Linked DNA regions of Homo sapiens: regions 1, 3 and 4 are each linked to region 2. A link is a loop called in an ENCODE intact Hi-C map of the cell type or tissue named here. Cell type or tissue: natural killer cell. All regions are shown on one strand.

Region 1 (5,000 bases), 170 kb after region 2:
GGATCAAAGATGCATTTTTATAGTTTTAAAAATAGACATTTTAATAGATAAGATGATCAAATTGAAGGGTCATCAATAATAGCAACTTTGTATTTTGTATATGACTTTGCATTTGTCAGGTAGCTGCCATTTCATCATTATACCGACCCTTGTGTCAAAGGTAGTGTCAGTCTTACAGATGGATGACTCTGGAAAAACTAAATGGCTCGTCCCAAAACTGCTGGGATTTGTTTGGGGACTCCAATTCCAGTGCTCCTTTCACTATTATGGCTCTTAACGAAAGAATTGAACTGGAGGCTGGGCGCGGTGGCTAACGCCTGTAATCCCAGCACTTTGGGAGGCCGAGACGGGCAGATCACCTGAGGTCGGGAGTTCGAGACCAGCCTGACCAACATGGAGAAACCTCGTCTCTACTAAAAATACAAAATTAACCGGATGTGGTGGAGCATGCCTGTAATCCCAGCTACTTGGGAGGCTGAGGCAGGAGAATTGCTTGAACCCAGGAGGCAGAGGTTGCGGTGAGCCAAGATCGCGCCACTGCACTCCAGCCTGGGCAACAAGAGTGAAACCCCGTCACAAAAAAAAAAAAAAAAAAAAAAAAATTGAACTGGATAATCCAGACAAAACCATCTACTTCCCCCTAGTTAATATCTGGAGACTGTTTCACTGATTCTATTATTTGGCTCATGACTGAACAGATTCCTAGTTCCCTTTTAGCATTAAAGTAATAGGTAGAAGAATAAAGCTCGGCGTCTTGCGACCCTGGTTTCCAAAGTCTGTAAGATCAGGCCCCAACTAGTTCTGCTGCCTTGAGTGTTTCTGCTCTCCATCTTGTATGCCTTTTTTCTGTTCCTCAGACCCACCCAGTTCATGATACCCCAGGGTCTGAACACTGGTTGTTCCCTAAGTCTGGAATGCTTCTCTTCCAAGCTGCTCCTGGCTGCCTCCTTCTTGCCATTCAGACCTCAGCTCAAAAGTCACCTCCTCTGAGAAGCCTTACCTGGGTACCTCATCTAAACTGGCCCAGGGGCACTCCTTATTTCATCATTCTGTTTTATTTCTCTGCACAGCACTTTCCTCTGATACTGTTCTTTGTTGTTTGTTTAGTATCTGTACCCTACTAGAATACCAGCAACACAACAGCAAGGTTCTTGGCAGTCTTGTTAACAGTTATATTCCCAGTACGTACAACACTGCCTGGCACACACAAAGTCTTCAATAAATAATTGCTAAATGAATGAATGAATCATATCCCACATCATATCGGTCTCCAATAATGTATTCTCCTCTTTATAATGTAGAGTCCTTTGATATGGTCAATGTTGCGCAAATTTCCTGTAATTAATGGGGGGGTTGGTTATGAATGACTTGGCTATATTAAAATATATTATAAATGCTCTGCAGAAAAAAAGACTGGTTTCTTTAATGATATATCGAATAAGAGGCATCTTTGCACCCACCAGGAAACAGAGATGGGTTACAAAAATGCAAAGTTTAGTTACACAATTCCTTTCCATATTAATTAATCATCTAACATAAAAGAGAAGGCTTAAAGAAGAGCAGCTAGAGCCTCATTCAGGAGGAGGGATAGGGCAGAGCTGAGTCAAGTCTTAGAGTTCAGTCTAACTTGAACTCTGCTACCGGACTACACAGAACCTTGAGTGCTGGAACAGTAGAGCATCAAAGCAGGGCAAGAATCCTGAAACTTTTGGAGCTGCCACAGAGAGCAGGAAGCTCAGTAAGTGTCAGGTGTAACCAGGAATGTGGTGCCCGATGATTGCAACCATACCTAGCAGAAATGCAGTGCTCAGCCCTAAGACGTGCACCTGGGACGTTAGTTTAATCAACTCAAGTCTAGGAAGCAGACACACTATTATCATCTCCATTTTGTAAATGAGGAAACTGGGCTTGGAAAGTTTAAGTAACTGACCCAGTTGCAGAGCCAGGATTTGACCCAGGAAGTCTGAGTCAAAGCCAAGCTCTTAACCCACAGGCTTGTCCCGTGGGAACAAGCTTCCTACCAAGCACTAAACAAAGACTCCTAAAGGAGCCATGGTCAGCTAAGATCAGGCCTAAAGCAACCTACCTTCAAGTAACACAAATTCCAGTTCAGACTGACTACATAATTTATGGGGCCCGTGGCATAATGAACACTTGGGACCCCTTGTTCAAAATTTTAAAAAATGTTTAAGAAGACAGCAACAGCAGAGCATTAAACCAAGTGTGGGTCCCTTCTAAGCGTCAGGTCTTGTGAGATTGGGCATGTCTCACACCCACGAATACAGCCCTGATTCTAAGTGTTTTATTTCTCCGAAACTTTACTCCCTGTACTTCAACTGTATTCATCTCCGTATAAGGTTCAATGTATGAGTCATAAGGAACATATATATGTGTGTATATATATATATATACACATATATATATGTGTATATATATATATGTGTGTATATATATATATGTGTATATATATACACATATATATGTGTATATATATATATATACATATATATGTGTATATATATATACACATATATATGTGTATATATATATACATATATATGTGTATATATATATATACATATATATATATGTGTATATATACACATTTAAATGGAACCAGCAGAGTCTAGGCAGGGTTGGAAGCACGTGTACCTTTCCCACTTTATATTTTAAATTGTCTAAGCCATCAAGTGGCAGTCCCTGGAATTGCATGAAGAGAGCTTAGGAGGCAAAAACCCATTCGGAAGGAACGAGATCTAACTGGATTCCAAAGTTCCAAACTTTAAGAAAGTTGCAAAAGAGCCATCTGAACTGCTCCACAGATTATGTGGATGAGCATTTATAATCTGGGAACGTTTTATCTGGATGGATTTTGCTAGTTTTTCCAAGTGATATCCTGAATGTAGGTATTGCTGCCTGCGGTTCTTTGGATTGTTCAACAAATACTTTCCAAATGTACATTATGTGCCAGGCAATGCGACGGGCCTTGGGGCCAGTTTTTGCCTCTGTGGAACTTACAGACTGAACACTGGGAAATAAATGTTAAACAAATGATTTTACAAATAGACATATAATTACAATGTATGGTCAAGTCTACAAGAGCTATCAAGTCTGCAGTACTATGGGAGAAAACAATAGGAGGACCCCATATTTTCAGCTGAGAGGACAAGGAAGGAAAACCCCACCAAAGCTCTCACTGATTTCACAGAGTTAATCTAGAAACCTTTGAAGTCTTCAACTTATACCATTTAGAATAATTTCTCCATCTACACTGGAAAAGGCAGGAAAGTTCCTATGTCTAGTATAATTCCAGGTCCCAAGCTGTACAGACAGACCTAATCCTACAGTTTAACTGTTCTCCGTATAACATTTTACAGGGATGCAAGGGAAGGAGGGAGAAGGTAGAGACAGGGAAAGAAGGAAGAAGCAGAGAGAGTGGGGAAAGAGAGAGAAGGGGAGAGGAAGGAAGGAAAACCAGAAAGATCACTACCTTCTGTCCACAGAATAGCTTTTAAGATACAACCATTTTCTTTTTTTATCCTCCTCCAAAAGCTTGAAAACACTCTTCGTACCACTCATAGCTTCTAACACTCCAATGTCTTAACATTATTTTAACAGAGCTTTGTGTGTGCAAATAATGCTAAAACCAGAAATTGTGCCTCTTTCCTTAGAAGCATCTATCTAATCTGATTGTATATATGTCAAGTCGATGTGTGCAATATGTATGTCAACAGTGCTTAAGTAATATCTTGTCTCCACTTGCTTCTGATTTCTTTGAATTCTCATATTAACCACTCTCATTTTTTTAAAACAGTGCTGGGATTTTCCCTCTTTGAAACTTGACAGAAACATAAGATATTTCAGTTCTTGCTATGAAGCACTAAGCACGCTGAAAACATCGCCAGCCCTTTAGTCTCATTAGCTTCCTTTAAACACCTACTTTGCTGGTATAAGCTAATGTGAACCCTTTTCACCCTGTTTAAATTCCAACATAAAATTTGTACACAACAATAAAACATGTGGCTCATTTGTCATGCTTCCAGAAGCAACTATGTCACTCACACCAAGAACCACGGGCTGGGGGTGCAGAGTGATTTTGCTCCCATTTCACATCACTCAATTGTGCCTTCTGTAGAAAAGCTTTTAACAACCACATCTGGCCTTTAATAAATCACTGCACTTTGTCTTCCTGCCAAAACTCCTCCTTTATCTAACTTACATCTTCATGATGAGATAGGAAATCATGCATTATGGTGGTGACAAACAATTGTAATTATGTCATTAGTAGCCATTTAGTCTACAAAGGTGCTCAAAAAGGAAATACAATGCAAAATAAGATATATAGGATAATACATTGATCACAGTTCTAATCCGCTTTTACTTCATGAGTGTAAAAAGCTGGCATAATTCTTGGGCACAGCAGGCAGTAATGGCACACCACTTTATGAACTATACAGCTATTTTATTCCCCTATCTACTTAAAAATAAAAAAGCATTTAATAGCTTGATTTAGACATAAAAGTTATTTGTGATGCCTCGCTGATTATAATATTTATTTTTCAACTGTTCGTAGAAGTGACTTTCTGTGTTAGGAAAGAAACTTGAATTATTTGGGTTTATGAAATTTAACAACCATACGTGTGTCTATGTGTGTACATACACATATGTGTATATGTGTAGATATACAGGTATGTACATAGGTTTAGGTGTATACATATGTATGTGTGTATATACACACAAAACACACTCAGACACATCTCTAAAGGAGTCAAACAACTTCACAGTATGATACATTCTCTAAAGCTCCCAAGTCATGAAGAAACAAAACTACAAACCAGAAATTTAAGAAAAGGTGACTACACTTAAGGAAAGTATAAAATACCCTTTATTCCACCATCTCCCACCATACATTTTAGAAACAAGAAATTCAAGCAAGTTTCAAAATAAGCAGCTATTTGGGTATACCTGAAGTTCTAAAATCCTATGCATTTCACTAAAGT
Region 2 (5,000 bases):
ACACAGCCACCTTCAAAACCACACTCAAGGAACAATATTCACAAAGCCAGACTGAACAAGCAACATTGGATAAGGAGTTAAGGCATCTTGTTTCTCAAAAATTTCAATGATACAAAGGCACTAGCTGGGAGGCGGCAGTGTGAGAGAAGTAAAGATGCCTGTGATTCTGTTGCCATGTTATTCCAACACATTTGCGGCATAAATGCTAAGCTGTCAATCCCCTTTGCCTGGATAGCCACAGTTCAGAAGTGGCTCAATCTGATCAGCAGTGAGCTCTCTATTTAATACCTCTTACTTCATAAACTACTAGTGTAGCTCAATTCTCTGAACAACTGGAAAGGAAACAGAGCTGATAAGAGAATTAATACTTTCTTCCCAAATCACATCATCTAGGATAATAAAAGCATGTTAAACAAATAACTCTTAAAAGAAGTAGGAGAAAAACATTTTAACGTGAAGCTCTAAGCGATACTGATGTTTATAATTATGACGAGGAAGGAAAAAAATTTCTGAGCTGTCATAATTGCTAATGCTACGGATTTGTTCCCTGTAGAATTCTGTAAGATAAACAGAGATTTGCATATTTTGAAGGTATTTTGTCTGTCTGTTAAACACTCCTGTTACTGTAAAGATGTTTTTCCTTGCCAGAAATAGCTAGCGATTTTTCTCATCTCATTTCTAGTTCTCTGCCCACTTGCTTTCCCCTCCCTAGGTTTTGGGAGTTCTCCCTCAAATACTAATGGTGGAGGAAACAAATCTTTTGAACAGTGGAGACATGAACAGAAACCCAATCACATCTATGGAAAGGAGCTGGATATGAGGACATATTAGTGCAGAGGAAGAACGGGTGCAGCAAAGAGAGACTGGGCACGGGGGCCCAAGACGGACTGAGAAAAATCATGTCTTCAGATATTTAGGCAACACTGAGTTTCAGAGGGCTTACCAAAAAAAACTTTCACTTTCTAGAAACAAATGGTAGCTTTGCAAGCTGAGTGATGCCAAGTTTTAAACAGCCTGGTTCAGATTCAGGAGAGACAGGGGCAGAGAAAAAACTTCTGAGACACTACTTCTATTTTTACAGTCACTTTGCTTAGACATCAAGGGCATGGGCACTTTTTTGGCAGCCTGTGCTGCTGGACGCCTCTGAGGAAAAGAAGTTGAAATTACATCAATTGAATCTTCCCATTTCCTAGAGCTAACTCAAGTCCCTCTGGTTAGGAACTGGTGTGTCTTGCTTTGGCTCTTGAGGTCTGAAATGGTAACAATCTTGGGCTCTTTCTTGCAGGGGAGGCTGGGATTCTTCAAAGTACAGATCCTTGTTCTAAGCCTAGATGGATGAGGCTGACATCAGAGCATTGCCTTTTCAGTTTGGGCTACTTGCCTCAGGCCCAGATGTGACTCCTGCCAGCCTCACTGCTCAACTCCACCCGGCAGCCATCCTGAAAATGCCCGTCACCTATGCAAGAGCCTCTTCCAGGCACAAGTGATGGCAGGGTCTACTCTGGGGGTCCCTATTGCTTCCCGGGGTTCTCTCTCTCTCTCTCTCTCTCCTGTCTCTCTCCCTCTCACTCCCTCCCTACCCCCTTCTGCATCTCATTCTGGCTCAATCTCTTTCACTCTGTCTCACCCTGTCACACAGTCTCTTTCCCTTTCAGTTTGCCATCTTCCTCTTAGTATCCCTTTCTCTCTGCTTGTCATTTTCCTCTCGCAGTCTTGCTCTCCACCTCCATCTCACATCCTGTCTCGCTGAGTCTCTCTTTTGCTCACTCCCCGCACGCACTACCTTGCTCGTTCTCAGGCTCCCTGCAAGGGCACTAAGTGCGCTGTTCACCGGCCAAGAAGAGGGATCCTGTACAGTCACACTGGTCAGACTGGGGTAAGAGCCAAAGCACGCAGGATGTCAGACGGCAGCTGACAGTCCCCTCTGATGACAGGGCAGAGCGCACAGGACGACTCTGGTTTGGCTGTGGGTGGGGAGAGTCATTTTGGTCTTCGTGGTAATGGCGGTGCCGGGCCTCCTGGACCACATGAGAAGGCTGGTGCGGTTCTAGCGATGCAGTGGTTCTCACACTCTTAGTCATCCTTCCACTGACACACAGTGGCTCAGAGCCCACTGCAGTCCCCTGCTCTTGTCTAAGTCTGCCTTTACAGCCCCACAGGCACGCGACCATGGTGACATCGGGCAGCTTTTATGATCCTCATGTCTCCTCGGATCCCCTTCCCACACAACTCTAAGATTCGGAACACAAATAGCGTTTACGTGAAGACCACGACCACAGGGCATCAAAAATTACCGTGTCTTCCTATTGGAAGCAACAGAGCCCTCTGATATAATGAGTCTGTAAACATACACTTGTCAAAACAAATTGAAAACACTCTCCCGCCAAAGAAACCCCCCAGAAAACTATTAGTCAATTTGAAATTATTCTAAGGTCCAGCTTAGTCTAGAGCTTATCTAACGGTCTATTGAGTTCTCAGTAAGTCATGTGAAAGGAAGTCCTATGATAACATTTCCTGAGACTTCTAGACATTTGATTAAGGAGTTATAAATCTTACAGTCTGACTTGTCACAAGCAGAGTGAGATTACACCCAGGGCTGTCAAGATTAAGTAAACTTGTCTTGTTCTCTTACAGGTCTTTCTCAGCCTTATACCATAGATTAAAGATTTGTTTTGAGATTAAAAAATGGTTACCATCATGCTCAATGTTTTTAAAAAAAAAAAAAAACAGTCAAAGGAGTATAAAGTGACAATTTTCAATCTTCACATCCTGAAACGTATTTACCTGCTATTCATCGGCAAGATTTTAATAAGCAGTAAGTAAAGAGGAAGGAGGAGTGCCTTCTGGGCTAGTCCAAAACTGTTGCCAGATTAATTCATTACAGCTAAAATGAATAACTATATTAAATCGAAGAATGTGTATGACTATGCAGCTCCCGATCTTCCAGTAACCAATTCCAAGAATGTGGTGGAATCAAATCAATATCATGGTGGGGCGGGTGGGGGGCGGGGGAGGTGTCCAGAAACCTCTTTGCAGAAGCCCCTGTCAAATTATATTGCTAATTTTGAATTGACACATTATTCTAGGAATGACCAGCAGTTACCATCAGCAAACCTGTGGAGACTGAGGTTTGAATCCAACACATCACGGAAAGAGAGGATATTTAGGGAGTTCTAGGTCACTGGGATGCTTCCTCAGTTTAGTGACAAGAGATTTGGTACCTAAGTGGAGAACTTACTGTTTTCAATTCTCTATACGCACCGAAATTATTGGGTTAAATAAAGACATGACAAGCCATAAATCAACCTGCTTTTTTTTTTTTCCTGTGGAGTTTTTACTCAGGTGTACTCTAAATGTGCATTAAACTGCAGCTCCATTAAGCAGTTACAATGAAGGTAAAGGGCACAAGGCTAAACACCACAGGACCTTGTATGGATCTCATAGCTTTAATGGAATCAGGTTTTTAACAACTCTTTTTTCGTTAAATACAGTCAGTGTCAGGAAGATGCGTCCCACTCATAAAGCAGCGCAATGACAATGTACAGTGGCACTAACACAAGGACATAGTTCATCATGACATTTCCAGCAATTCCCAACTGATTAGGGTCATTATGTTGGAGGTCTGATTTATGTTGTCATTTCCTCTCACCGATCCTGCATCAATGAATCTTAATGAATTGGTAAATAAGGGTGAAGATTACACTCTATGACACTGAAACATTCCTCATTCTCAACACCCGAGATTTATGTAGCCAATTAGTGACTAACAGAGAAAATTGGCTGGCAGAAAAATAATATTCTTTATGGTACAAAATGGAAAAAGCTTTCTCGTTGAAGGGCAATGCCACAGCAAAAGTCCATAAAGTAGCTTGATATGTGGAAACACAAAAGATGTTTAAAATGTGCTCTAAGAGGGTTTCCTAGTAAAATGCTTTTACTGTTGGTTGTTTTTTTTTTTTTTGATGTCTCATTTTTTAAAGGTTATTGGTTTAATGAGCAGACCTGTATTTTATAAAGGGGGAAAGTTGGCCTTTTAAGGGGAAAGAGTTAAGTACACCCCTATATTATACAAATGCTAATGCTTTGTATTTACTGGGAGAATGGGAAAAATAAGCAAAGACGACACCAGTTTTTCCCCCAGTTTTAGCCGAGATACCAGTTTCTCCTGACTTCTTGCAGACAGGTAGCCATAATGATTTGTACATAATCAGAGAACATTAAAATCTTTCATTCTGATTAATTACTAGTAAGTGTACTTAAAGTACTGAGCATGTTTCAAATACCAGAACTTTTTAATTTAAAAAATAGCCTAATCATTAACACAGAAATCACTCAGCTTACTAGTATTATTTTACATTCACCTGTTCCTGACCTCATTATAAAACCAGATGAAATGACTGTCATAAACAGGAAAAAAAGGTAAAAATTCCCCAATGAAACATAATTCAGAAAATCTTGGCTTCACCTAGTGCTTGAAGCGTAACCCTATGGAGTGTGTTCATGAATGCAAAGCATAGCTTCAGAGTCATTACTGCTTAAGTATATACTTAATGTTGAATACTGTCAGGGAAAAAAAGGGTTCTCAAAATCCACGTATTTATTCAGATTTCATCATACAGGCTCCACACTATCCTTGTAGAATATGCAAATGGGCCGTGTCTCTTTCTTTCAGCTGTTTTCTAGTCAATGTCAAGAATGGAGCTTTGAAATTTAAAAAAAAATAAAATAAACGCCGGAAGTTGGATCAGCTACAATGGGTTCTCCGTACCATCTCCTTAAGGTACCCACTGTCTAGTAAACAACAACAACAACAAGAGCTAATCTGCACTGACAGAGGAGCCCATTCTGTTCAGTTCTGGAAAGCTCCACGGCCACTCGAGTATCCTCCTTGAGGGTTACTGCTTCATCTAGGACTTAGGGATAATTGTGCCACTTCTGTCAAGCTCAGATTATCTCAGTGGCGCTGCAACCTCCAGGACTCCCTGGAAACTTGCTACTCA
Region 3 (5,000 bases), 270 kb after region 2:
CAATACCTTCAGAATTCTAACCCCTTTGATGAATTCTCATGTGTATATGAAACAGACCGAGGCTTTGTTCTCAACTCTACCTGAATTCCTAAAGATATGACTTTTTTTATTATTATTATTATTTTGAGACGGAGTCTCACTTTCTCAACCAGGCTGGAGTGCAGTGGCACGATCTCAGCTCACTGCAACCTCCACCTCCTGGGTTCAAGGAATTCTCCTGTCTCAGCCTCTCAAGTAGCTGGGAGTACAGGCACCCACCACCACGCCCAGCTAACTTTTGTATTTTTGGGAGGGATGAGGTTGCACCATATTGGTCAGGCTGGTCTTGAACTCCTGACCTTAGGTGACCTACCCACCTCGGCCTCCCAAAGTGCTGTGATGACAGGCGTGAGCCACCATGCCCAGCCAAGATACGACTTTTCTTAGCATGTGCTGCCTGTTCACTAATCTACAGACCATCCACAAAAGTCTATCATACATGCATAGCAATGGAAAACCTCAGGAGTTCACGGGTGAGAGAACCGAACAACTTGCCCAAGGCCACCCAGTAAAAAGATCAAAGATCACTAACAGCTCTAAAATTTCATGACTCCATTAACCATTTCTTTTCATTGTGGACATCCTTGCCCGTGTGTTACTGTTTACTATTTGCCTTATTTCTTGCCACTGACAGAAGTAATACTGTAGGGAAGACAGGAGGCTGGATTTTTTTTTTCTCTCTCTCTAGCTCCAGCAGAACCAAATGCAAAGTACAAGTTATCAGTTAACAAACTGTGGCAGGAAGTGCCTTTTCGAGCCAATAGCTCTTTGAAAATCATCTGGTCTCTAATATTTGAGCCGGTTGCTTCACTATGAACACAGTTTCTCTGGACAATAAAACTAAAGTATTTTTTAATGTATACAAGGGGAAGGATTTGTCAAAATGACCTCTAGCTATAAAATCTTCACAAATCTGGCCCAAGTAATTGAATGCATAACACTGTCTTAGACATATCATCAGAGGAGGCTTAAAAAGCTAAATGGGCAGGATGTCTTAATCTCTGTAATTGAAATAAGCTAGAAAGAACCACTGAATGATGACCAAATAGCTATGGTCCAGCCCAGACCAACCCCAGGGACTTAGCCATCCCACCTAGACTCATGACTTAAGCTGTCCCATTTGTAAACTGAGGTATTTAAATAGATAATTTCCAGGGCCTCAATAACACTGATAGGATAGGATCCTCTAACCTACATGCTTTGTTTTAGATATAGAAAATCAAGCCAGGCACAGTGGCTCACACCTGTAATCCCAGCACTTTAGGAGGCTGAGACGGGCGGATCACCTGAGGTCAGGAGTTTGAGACCAGCCTGGCCAATGTGGTGAAACCCTGTCTCTCCTAAAAGTACAAAAATTAGCCAGGCATGGTGGCGGGCGCCTGTAATCTCAGCTACTTGGGAGGCCGAGGCAGAAAAATTGCTTGAACCTGGGAGGCGGAGGTTGCAGTGAGCCGAGATCGCGCCACTGCACTCCAGCCTGGAACAATTGGGAAACTCCGTCTCCAAAAAAAAAAAAGAAAAAAAATCAAAGAGAGAGCCTAATTTGCCCCATGCCAGGTTACTATTAAGCCTCCCAACTCCCAATACAGTGCCCTTTCTGCTTCACTACACTTCTCTCCATTATTTAGAATTTGCTTCCAATACTACTGCACTAAGACAGAAAAAGATGAGGGTCTTACCAATTAAATGCTATTCAATACAAACCCTGAAATGATAAGGTTCTCCATGAAACTGACCTCATCCAATGGCAAGGCTACCACAAATGATGTCAGAGTTGTCACCCAAAATGCCTGGCCTCAACCAATCATTGTCTCTGCTAATGACAAGTCACAGTGTTCATTACTACAGGGGAGTCATTGATTGCTGAGGAACAGGATGGATGGAAAACACACTTAGAGAAAAATATCATCATGTCCTTTCTAACCTCCCCCTAAAAAGTCAATGAATAACCTAATGAGGTAAATTATGATACAAAAAAATTTCCAGAAGTCTTTCAAAAAATCTTTGAAAATCCCAAGTTTCCAATCCTTTGGCTTTCTCATAAGTCCTGATCATACAAAAAGTTTGGGATAGGACTCTCTCAAGGAACAAATTAGACTCAAATTTCCCCTAAAACTCAAGATGAAAAAATTGTTGTCTTATTTCTTGGTGGCTCATGTTATCACCAAGTTGTAATGGGACCAAAAAAACAATTACTCATTCAACGTTGCACATGGACCAAAACTGAGATAGTCCATCCTTCAGAGTATGATTAAAACAAACAAGCCAACAGAGGAAGTTATCCTATGTCCTATTATGCCTTTTATAAATCCTCAGATCACCGCAGGAATTATCTGAAAAGATTACACCAGAAAACAATGACAGAGTTTGTCCCTTCTTTCAAGATAAGAATCTCTCATCCTGGGTGGGCAACTGTCTTGAAGGACTTTTTGTCTTGTGAATTTTCAGATGAATAATCACAAACATTCATTCACTCACCCTTTTGGCTAGCAGGCATCACATCCATCCGTTCATGGCTGACAGCAAATCAGAGAAGGGATCGAAGCCCTCACCATTGCCGAAATGTTTTGTTCGGAAACTGGAATTGTCAACAAAAGCTTCTGGGACACTGCAACACAAAAATATTTTTTACACATAACTAAGATGTAACTTCTAAAACCACCACTTCCTTACACTTGAAAACAGCAAGACATAGATTCTTGAGGTAGGGGAAAACACCGTTCAAGCCAGGGTATGTCAATACATCAAGTGTGATGCTGTTAAATATGAACCGGAAATACTGTTTTGAAAGATACATTTACTAATCACTTCAACACGTACACTGTAAAGTTGTTATTTATTATGGGCTTTGTACCAAATATTTTAAATATTTTAGCATATGAAAATACCACTTCCCATTATCAAGTCTTCAGGTAACAATAAACTGTTTTAACTAAAATATTACACAGATAAATGTACCATTCCCTATTAAGTTATGATCTTTTTCGAAGAACAAAAAAAGTAAAAAATTTAAATAATTTTAAATTATTTTAGAAATACTAGTACTAATAACGAACATTAAAACTAGTAGGAAAGGTAATCATCATTTTTTTCTCCAAAATAATTCTATTTTATTCTAAAAATGATTATGGATTACATAAGGAGCAATACTCATGGAGATGTTTCCATCAAGAAAGCACATACGGTGCGATGGTCAGGGCTCAAAAGCTGAGAAGCCTGAGTTCTGGACCCGGTATGGTCTTCAGTCACTAGTGTGGCCCCAGGAGAGCCATTTATCATCTCGATTCCAGTCTCTTCACCTGTAGGGTCAGGGCATTAACCGATGCTCTTCAAGTTCCTTCTACCTCTAAGCTTCTGTCTTTTTGAAAGAAGCATATTTCTTCTAAATACTTTAAACTAATTAACTTCTCCTTTAAGCTTCCTGATTAAAAAGAGATTTTTGGTTTTTGTTTTGTTTTTACCATGATTCACTCTCATGCTGACCTGCCATCAACACTGAAGATGTGCTGTGACCAGAGAGTTTTTCAAGCGCTTAGAATGCTAAGCCTGGCACCAGTACCTAACCCTATTGAGCCAGCATCCCGGCGGCTGGCAGCATCCCCTGGGTGCCCAGGAAAGGCTTCCATTCCTCTCCAATGAGCATAGCTCCATGTCCTGCAGAAATCTGTCCAGATGTATTCTAGATTGATGCTTCTCAAACTTCTGTGCATAAGCATCTTTTGGAGAGCATTTCAAAATACAGATTCCTGGGACCCATCCCCGAAGACTCTGATTCACTAGATCTGGAGTGGGCCTGAGATTCTGCATTTCTAGAAAACTACCAGGAGATGCTGATACTACCAATCATGGACCACACTTCGAGTCAAATGGCAAAGTCCTATTCTCCAAGCCTCCAAGCAGCTTTGAGATCCAAGAAGTACTTCCAAGGCTCAGACATGCTCCCTAAAGCCATGAAGTCTATGTCACATAGAAAAAAAAAAAAAGAAAAGAAAAAAGAAAAAGAAAAGAAATGAAGAAATGGGCTGAAGTTGTTTACCATCTTTAGGATAAAATTTGAATTTCTTTCCATGGCCTGAGGGCCCTACATAATCTGGCCACTTTCTACTTCTCTGACGCTGCCTTAACTACCAACCCAATCCCAAACTATAATCAATGTAGATACAGTGGTCCTCCTTTTGTTTCAAGCAAGGCAAGTGTCTTCCCATCTCAGGGCTGGTGCACTTGCTATCTCAGCTTCCCAAGATGCCATGAGCCCATTCTTTACACAACTGGTCCCTTCTCAGTACTGGGACTTAGGGACAAAGGCCACTTCAAAAAGCTTGTCCTGCCCACCTACTTAAGTTAGGTTCCAAGTTAGTCTCAATTATATCATCCTATGTGCTTACTTCAGAGCTTTCGCCCTGATCTATTTGCTCATTTGTCTTCCCCACTAGAATATAAGCTCAATTAGATAAAAGAACTATTTCTTTTCATCGCAATGCTCCAAAATTTCAGAAAAATGCCCAGCTCATAGCAAGTACTCAATATGTATCTTTTGAGTGAATAAATGAATCAACAACTGAAAGAAGTAACTTTTCGGTACTCTCTAAAAATATAATTGCCATTTGTTGAAAACTCATTATGTACTGGGTATTGTTTTAAGTCTTTTATAATCATTATTTCATTCTATTCTTACAACAAAGTTCTTAGCAGATATTATTATTTTAAACTCAATATGTGGATAAGAAAACTGAGGCACAGGGAGTTTTAGCAGCCTGACTCAACTCTATAAAGCTTGTGCCCATGGGAACTCTATATTTTCCAGCCAATACCCTAATATAAAAGTCCTGAGTTTTTGTGATATACCCTTCTGACTCAGGCTTGCTCAAGTGAATTTTGGCACTACCTGACCATGCTGGTACTAACAATCATGGGCCACATTTTGTAACAGGCAGGTAATGCAAATGAGCGAGGAAGGCCAG
Region 4 (5,000 bases), 220 kb before region 2:
TTTCTCTGTCTTCCATTACAGCACATATACAGTTTATTTTGGCTTTCATAAATTACATACATCTAACAAGCAAGGGAATTTTTGTTTTGTTCTGCATGAAGTTTTTCTCCCTGAGAAATCACCAAAAGAAAAAAAATTCTTTTCAAATAGGATACTAAGCAAGGATACAAATGATACTTTTAGTAGACGTTATACAAGTGGTCACTTAAAAGAAAAACTAGGAGAAATGGAAACATTTTCCCCCAAGCACATAAGAGTACCTGGTGTTTGTGAAACTATGGGCCTGCATTTGATTTTACCTTCTAAGTTAAAAACAGGGAAATGTGGTCAGGATTTAACCTTCAAATCTACTCCTCATTTTGCCAATGCATTACATGAGCATTAAAAAAAGGGAGGGGGAGGAAAGGGAAGAATTACAAATCCACGTTTTTACTAGTGAAGATTGTGTCTTTCACCTGGTTTGAAAAGAAGAAAAAAGAAAGGACTCAAGTGGGGAGAAGATGGAAGAACGCCGATGAGCTTCACACCACTCTGGATGATACGGGACTTGTTTTTGTTTTTCTGTTATCGGAGGATGCCAAGCAATGCAGGGCTGGACGATTTCATTAGAGTTAGCAGGAGCACCTGCTGCTATCAGTTAGCACTAACAAATGCAACAGTCACATGATAACTCATGGTTGATAGATTAAAAAAAAATCAACACTAAAACTGCAAGTTGTTTTCAGAAGAAACAGGGAAATAAATGCATACAATAGACTGGGTATCTGCTGATTCTGATAAAGCGTCCCTCTGTTGGCGGTGAGGGAAAGACAACAGGATGGTTATTTGTACAGTATTTATCTTTGAAATCAAGGGCCCTGTGGTATACCTCACCTTGGGAACAAATGCTGCAGAATGATCACAGAAAAGTGTCAAATCTCTGGTTTTGATTTACCAACAGTTATGATATTTCTTCCTCAGGAGGGAAAAAAAAATATGCTTCAGTTTTAGACCTGTGAGTCCCCCCCACCTCTCTTTTTTCTGAACCCCTCTCTCTGTTAACAGTGGCACAGTATTGACAGATGGGATTTTTATCCTGAAGAACCAAGCTTGGCCTCTGTAACAGTTACAGCTTATTAATCTGGAGCTGCAGAAGACCAGAAAGCTGTTACCTGGCAAAGTCACTTCCTCTCCCTTAGTCTGAACCCTAAAAACTGGGTGGAAGAACCCAAGATCAAGGAAGTACAGCAACCATGGTTGGTCAATGAAATCATGGGGGCGGGGGGGGGGGGGCGCATGACACACGTGGATATCTCCCCTCAAATATGACTAACTTGAGGGTTCTGTGAATCCAAGCTAACATAACCCTGGATAGCTATGTCCGGGGCCACAAAAGCATTCCTCAGCTAAAAATATGTTGGTGACACCAAAAATGGTACAGCAAACTGTGGTCCAAGGGACACAGCCATACTCGTTCCTTGTTCCTTACGCATGGTCAACGGCTGCTTTTGTACCCCAATGGCAGAGCTAAGTCGAGTTGCTGTGACAGACACTGTATGGCCTGCAATGCTGAAAATATTTACTGTCTACCCCTTTATGGAAAAAATTTGCCATGCCCTCCCCTCTGTGTGGGACTTTTTACCAGAGGTTTCTGATTAAAACATTCTATTACAGAACAATTTCTTCGGATATATCAATGCTTTGCATAGTCACAACTCCTTTTCCTAGGTAGAAGGTTGGAAATTTTTGGATATTTAAAATTACTCATCCTTGAAAAATAAATATATCTAAGTAGGTTAAGAAGTTCTAACGCTTTTAAAGAGTGCCTAGTATGGGCTAGGCAGTTTATATGATGTACTTTTTATTTACTCATTCATTTATTTAATTTTTAGAGACAAGGTTTTGCTTTGCTACCTAGGCTACAGTACAGTGGCATTATCATAGCTCACTGCGGCCTCGAACTTCTGGGCTCAAGTGAGCCTCCCACCTTAGCTTCCCAATTAACTAAGACTATGGGCACATGCCACGACACCCAGCTGAATTTTTTTTTTTTTTTTTTTGGCAGAGATAGGGTCTTGCTATGTTGACCTGGCTGGTCTCAAACTCTTGGCCTCAAGAAATCCTTCCACCTTAGCCTCCAAATGCATTGGGATTACAGGGGTAAACCACCTGTGTCTTGCCTGGTGTACCTTTTAATTCTAACAACCGTAAAAAGTGGTTAACATCCCAAATCACATGTGCTGATACTGAGGCTCAGATGACATGTGGCTAGTTCAAAGAACATATTAATAATGTCCTCACTACCCAGTCAGGCTTTCTCCAAAACTTTCTTTACATCCACTGCCAAGCAGAAAGCAAACTGTCAATAAGAAGTGCTGCCTCTAACCAGGCTGTATAATGCAGCAGTTAAGAATAAGTCTTCTGAAGCCAGACTGCCTGGGTTTGGACCTTGACTCCACCTCTTATTAGCTGTGTGACCTTGGGTAAATCATTTAACCTCTCTGGGCATTAGTTTCCTTAACTCTATGCTGGGAATACTACTACAATACTAGCATAAACTGTTTGTGAGGATTAAATGAGTTAATATATGTGAAGCATTTCGGGACTATGCCTGTTTTAAGGTTCAGTACTATTTAATTATAAACTATTACTAGGGGAGTGTAAAATCAAGGGAACAGAAAATAGGTGAAAATAATCTATGAAGTAACACTTAAATCAAGGTCAAAGCAATGTTACCTTTATTAAGTAAGAATACCAAGGAGAATTCAAGCAACACTGCTATCAATTTGCCTAAACCATAAGAAATCCCTTCTAAAAAAGAAAGGGACAACTGAAGAGAAGCGTAGACTAGAGAATTTTGGGTCCACTGAAGCAAATGAAGATGCTTTCAGGATCTATGAATCCAGCAATCTGAGCAAAGTACTTGATGCATCACTCTCTGATGACAATAACCCCCCCTCCCCCCCCACCCAGTGAGATCATTCAAAGAAGCCAGGTGGTTTTTACTTGAACCACAGAAGTTTGCTAGCTTCTTTCAGTTCGGTTCAATGGAAAACAAAGTTGGTTTCATCAAAGTCAATTTGATTTCCCTTTAGACTGAACAGAGAAGTGGGAAATGTGAATCTACAAGAAGACTAACTTATTTTCCACTGCACTAGGCAAGATCCTGATACCTGAAGACAACTCTGAATTTCCAAGAGTTAAAATCATGTTGTAGAGGAAAACTGAAATCCTGAATTTGTTACATATGACCAGTCAATGCGTAACTCAGGAAAGCATCTAGGGGAGTTTCTTCTTACTCAGCATTTGCTCTCCTTTGCTACTTTACAATATTCATTTTTACATTCTTGAAGCAACTTTCTCATCCCCAGCCCCCATGTGGTTCACGTGGGGTGAACATCTCCCTCTGTTCTGGAGGCAGCATGTAATGCAAGCCAGGGCACATCATGGTGATTGGCTCAAAGCTAGAACACATGACTCAATCTGGGCCAATGACAGTCTGCCTATGGCTTTTTCTGGGGCTACATGGAAAGAGATACTCTGTGGGATTAATAAACCTGTCCTCTTCAGTTCCACTTGGAAAGAGCCCCCAGATGAAGACAACATAGAAAAACAGAGCTAATGGACAATCAATACTCCAACAGCCTTGGTTAAATATCAGGATCTAGCCATGCTTGAAGCCAGCTGTACCACTGGACTTCCTAGCAATAGGGGCCAATTATCATCCCTCATTTATTTATTTATTTTTTTCGCTTCAGCCAATTTAAGTTGGGTTTCTGTAACTTACAAACAAAAGTCGTCTTACAAATATAAGTCAATAAATAAGTACCAGGAAATAACCAAGCAACAGTTGCAGGTTGATAGTGGGCATTCCAATTCCACTGAGCAAACAGGAACTGAGAACATGTCGTGTCATGTGCAAAACCACAATAAATAATTGATAGGTGGTTTCCTATACAAGTGCCAGACTTCTAATATCTTTAGAAGAGAAATGGGCTCTTTTATAGGAATTGAGTCTAGGCCCCAATTCTAATGATCTTTATTTTCTTTAATACGAAAATTATTCTCTCTCCTTTTTGGGATAATCTTCTAATAAATATAACCTAATTGTCAGCTCACATAACAAATGAACCTATGATTTGAGGATTTTTTACGGTAGGCATAAGTTAGCCATTAACAAAATGTTTAAAATGGGTCTAGAAACTGTCATTTCCCTTTCTGACTCTGAAACTGATATATGTCCCTGAGCTTATGGATAGCAATTTTATAGTTCTAGAGACTTTATAACAATAAATCATATTTACAGATGTTTATCAGCCATTCTACAGATGGAAGAAATCGGTACCAAGGTATTTATCAAACCTAGCACTGGTGTAGAAGAAAAAACTCAGAATTTAAAAGTGGCTCTGCCAAGTTCTTTTTCTCTCATTATATAAATATGATTAGGCAAATGATCAGGAAAGAACAAAACTAAGATTCTATAGTGAGTGATTTCTAAACAAAACAAAACCCAATATCACTACTCTGAATGATAATAATTGTAAACGGCTGTTGCTTAATTTAAAATAAAGCATTGCTGATCGTGATTGTTCACATCTAGAAGCAATTTTGGACATCTCTTTTAAAATATTTTTAAGTACTTAAGTTTTCAATGACTACATAATGCTCTCAGAGTATAATCCTGAGGCAAGAAAGCTATGAAATAGATTCACAGGCTTCCATTCATTAACCAAAAATTTATATTCACCAAAACTGCTTGCAGGTAACACAAGGTATCTCTCTAAGGATGGCTTTATTACAATATTTGTATCGGGTCCATAAAGATAGATACAGAGACTGTTCTAACAATATAAAGACCACACAAAACTGGAGACCTGCACATAAATCAGCTCACCTCTGTTTCCCTGGGGCTTGAATGAGAGAGAAAAGCTAGAAGGAGATGGTCCCCAACACCCAATTTGTAAACCATCAAGCACCCAGATGTATACATGGGCATATGTTATAGTTATACATGTGCCTAT

The links. A loop is a pair of places that touch in the nucleus more often than their neighbours do. Peaks named below come from ENCODE experiments on the same cell type or tissue, not always from the same donor. Only the 100,000 strongest peaks of a DNase experiment are listed, where the experiment ranks them.
Region 1: it touches region 2 in a loop (2.1-fold over the local background); 4 of 110 quality-filtered maps call a loop at or near these places.
Region 3: it touches region 2 in a loop (2.4-fold over the local background); 2 of 110 quality-filtered maps call a loop at or near these places.
Region 4: a loop joins it to region 2, with 4 times the contacts of the local background. A loop is called at or near these places in 7 of 110 quality-filtered maps.

The regions. Positions count from the first base shown.
Region 1 is chr3:71,394,524-71,399,523 of GRCh38, forward strand. The region is part of intron 3 of FOXP1 (forkhead box P1); the gene reads right to left. Among named protein-coding and RNA genes, the nearest start is that of FOXP1-AS1, 110 kb to the left of the region's middle. RefSeq lists an enhancer at 3,153-5,000. In natural killer cell, a CTCF peak has its summit at 2,696; DNase peaks (open chromatin) are centred at 2,688 and 3,878; H3K27ac peaks cover 245 bases.
Region 2 is chr3:71,225,021-71,230,020 of GRCh38, forward strand. The region is part of intron 5 of FOXP1 (forkhead box P1); the gene reads right to left. Among named protein-coding and RNA genes, the nearest start is that of FOXP1-AS1, 62 kb to the right of the region's middle. RefSeq lists enhancers at 1,447-1,947, 3,141-4,785. In natural killer cell, no CTCF peak of the experiment used is centred here; DNase peaks (open chromatin) are centred at 1,911 and 2,501; H3K4me3 peaks cover 1,112 bases; H3K27ac peaks cover 1,194 bases.
Region 3 is chr3:71,490,909-71,495,908 of GRCh38, forward strand. It overlaps FOXP1 (forkhead box P1), which reads right to left. Exons shown (of 21, transcript NM_001349338.3): 3 at 2,518-2,647. Among named protein-coding and RNA genes, the nearest start is that of MIR1284, 49 kb to the right of the region's middle. In natural killer cell, no CTCF peak of the experiment used is centred here; DNase peaks (open chromatin) are centred at 493, 1,833, 2,753, 3,436 and 2 weaker places; H3K4me3 peaks cover 676 bases; H3K27ac peaks cover 3,209 bases.
Region 4 is chr3:71,007,897-71,012,896 of GRCh38, forward strand. The region is part of intron 12 of FOXP1 (forkhead box P1); the gene reads right to left. Among named protein-coding and RNA genes, the nearest start is that of FOXP1-AS1, 280 kb to the right of the region's middle. In natural killer cell, no CTCF peak of the experiment used is centred here; DNase peaks (open chromatin) are centred at 825, 2,985, 3,375 and 3,865; H3K27ac peaks cover 2,201 bases.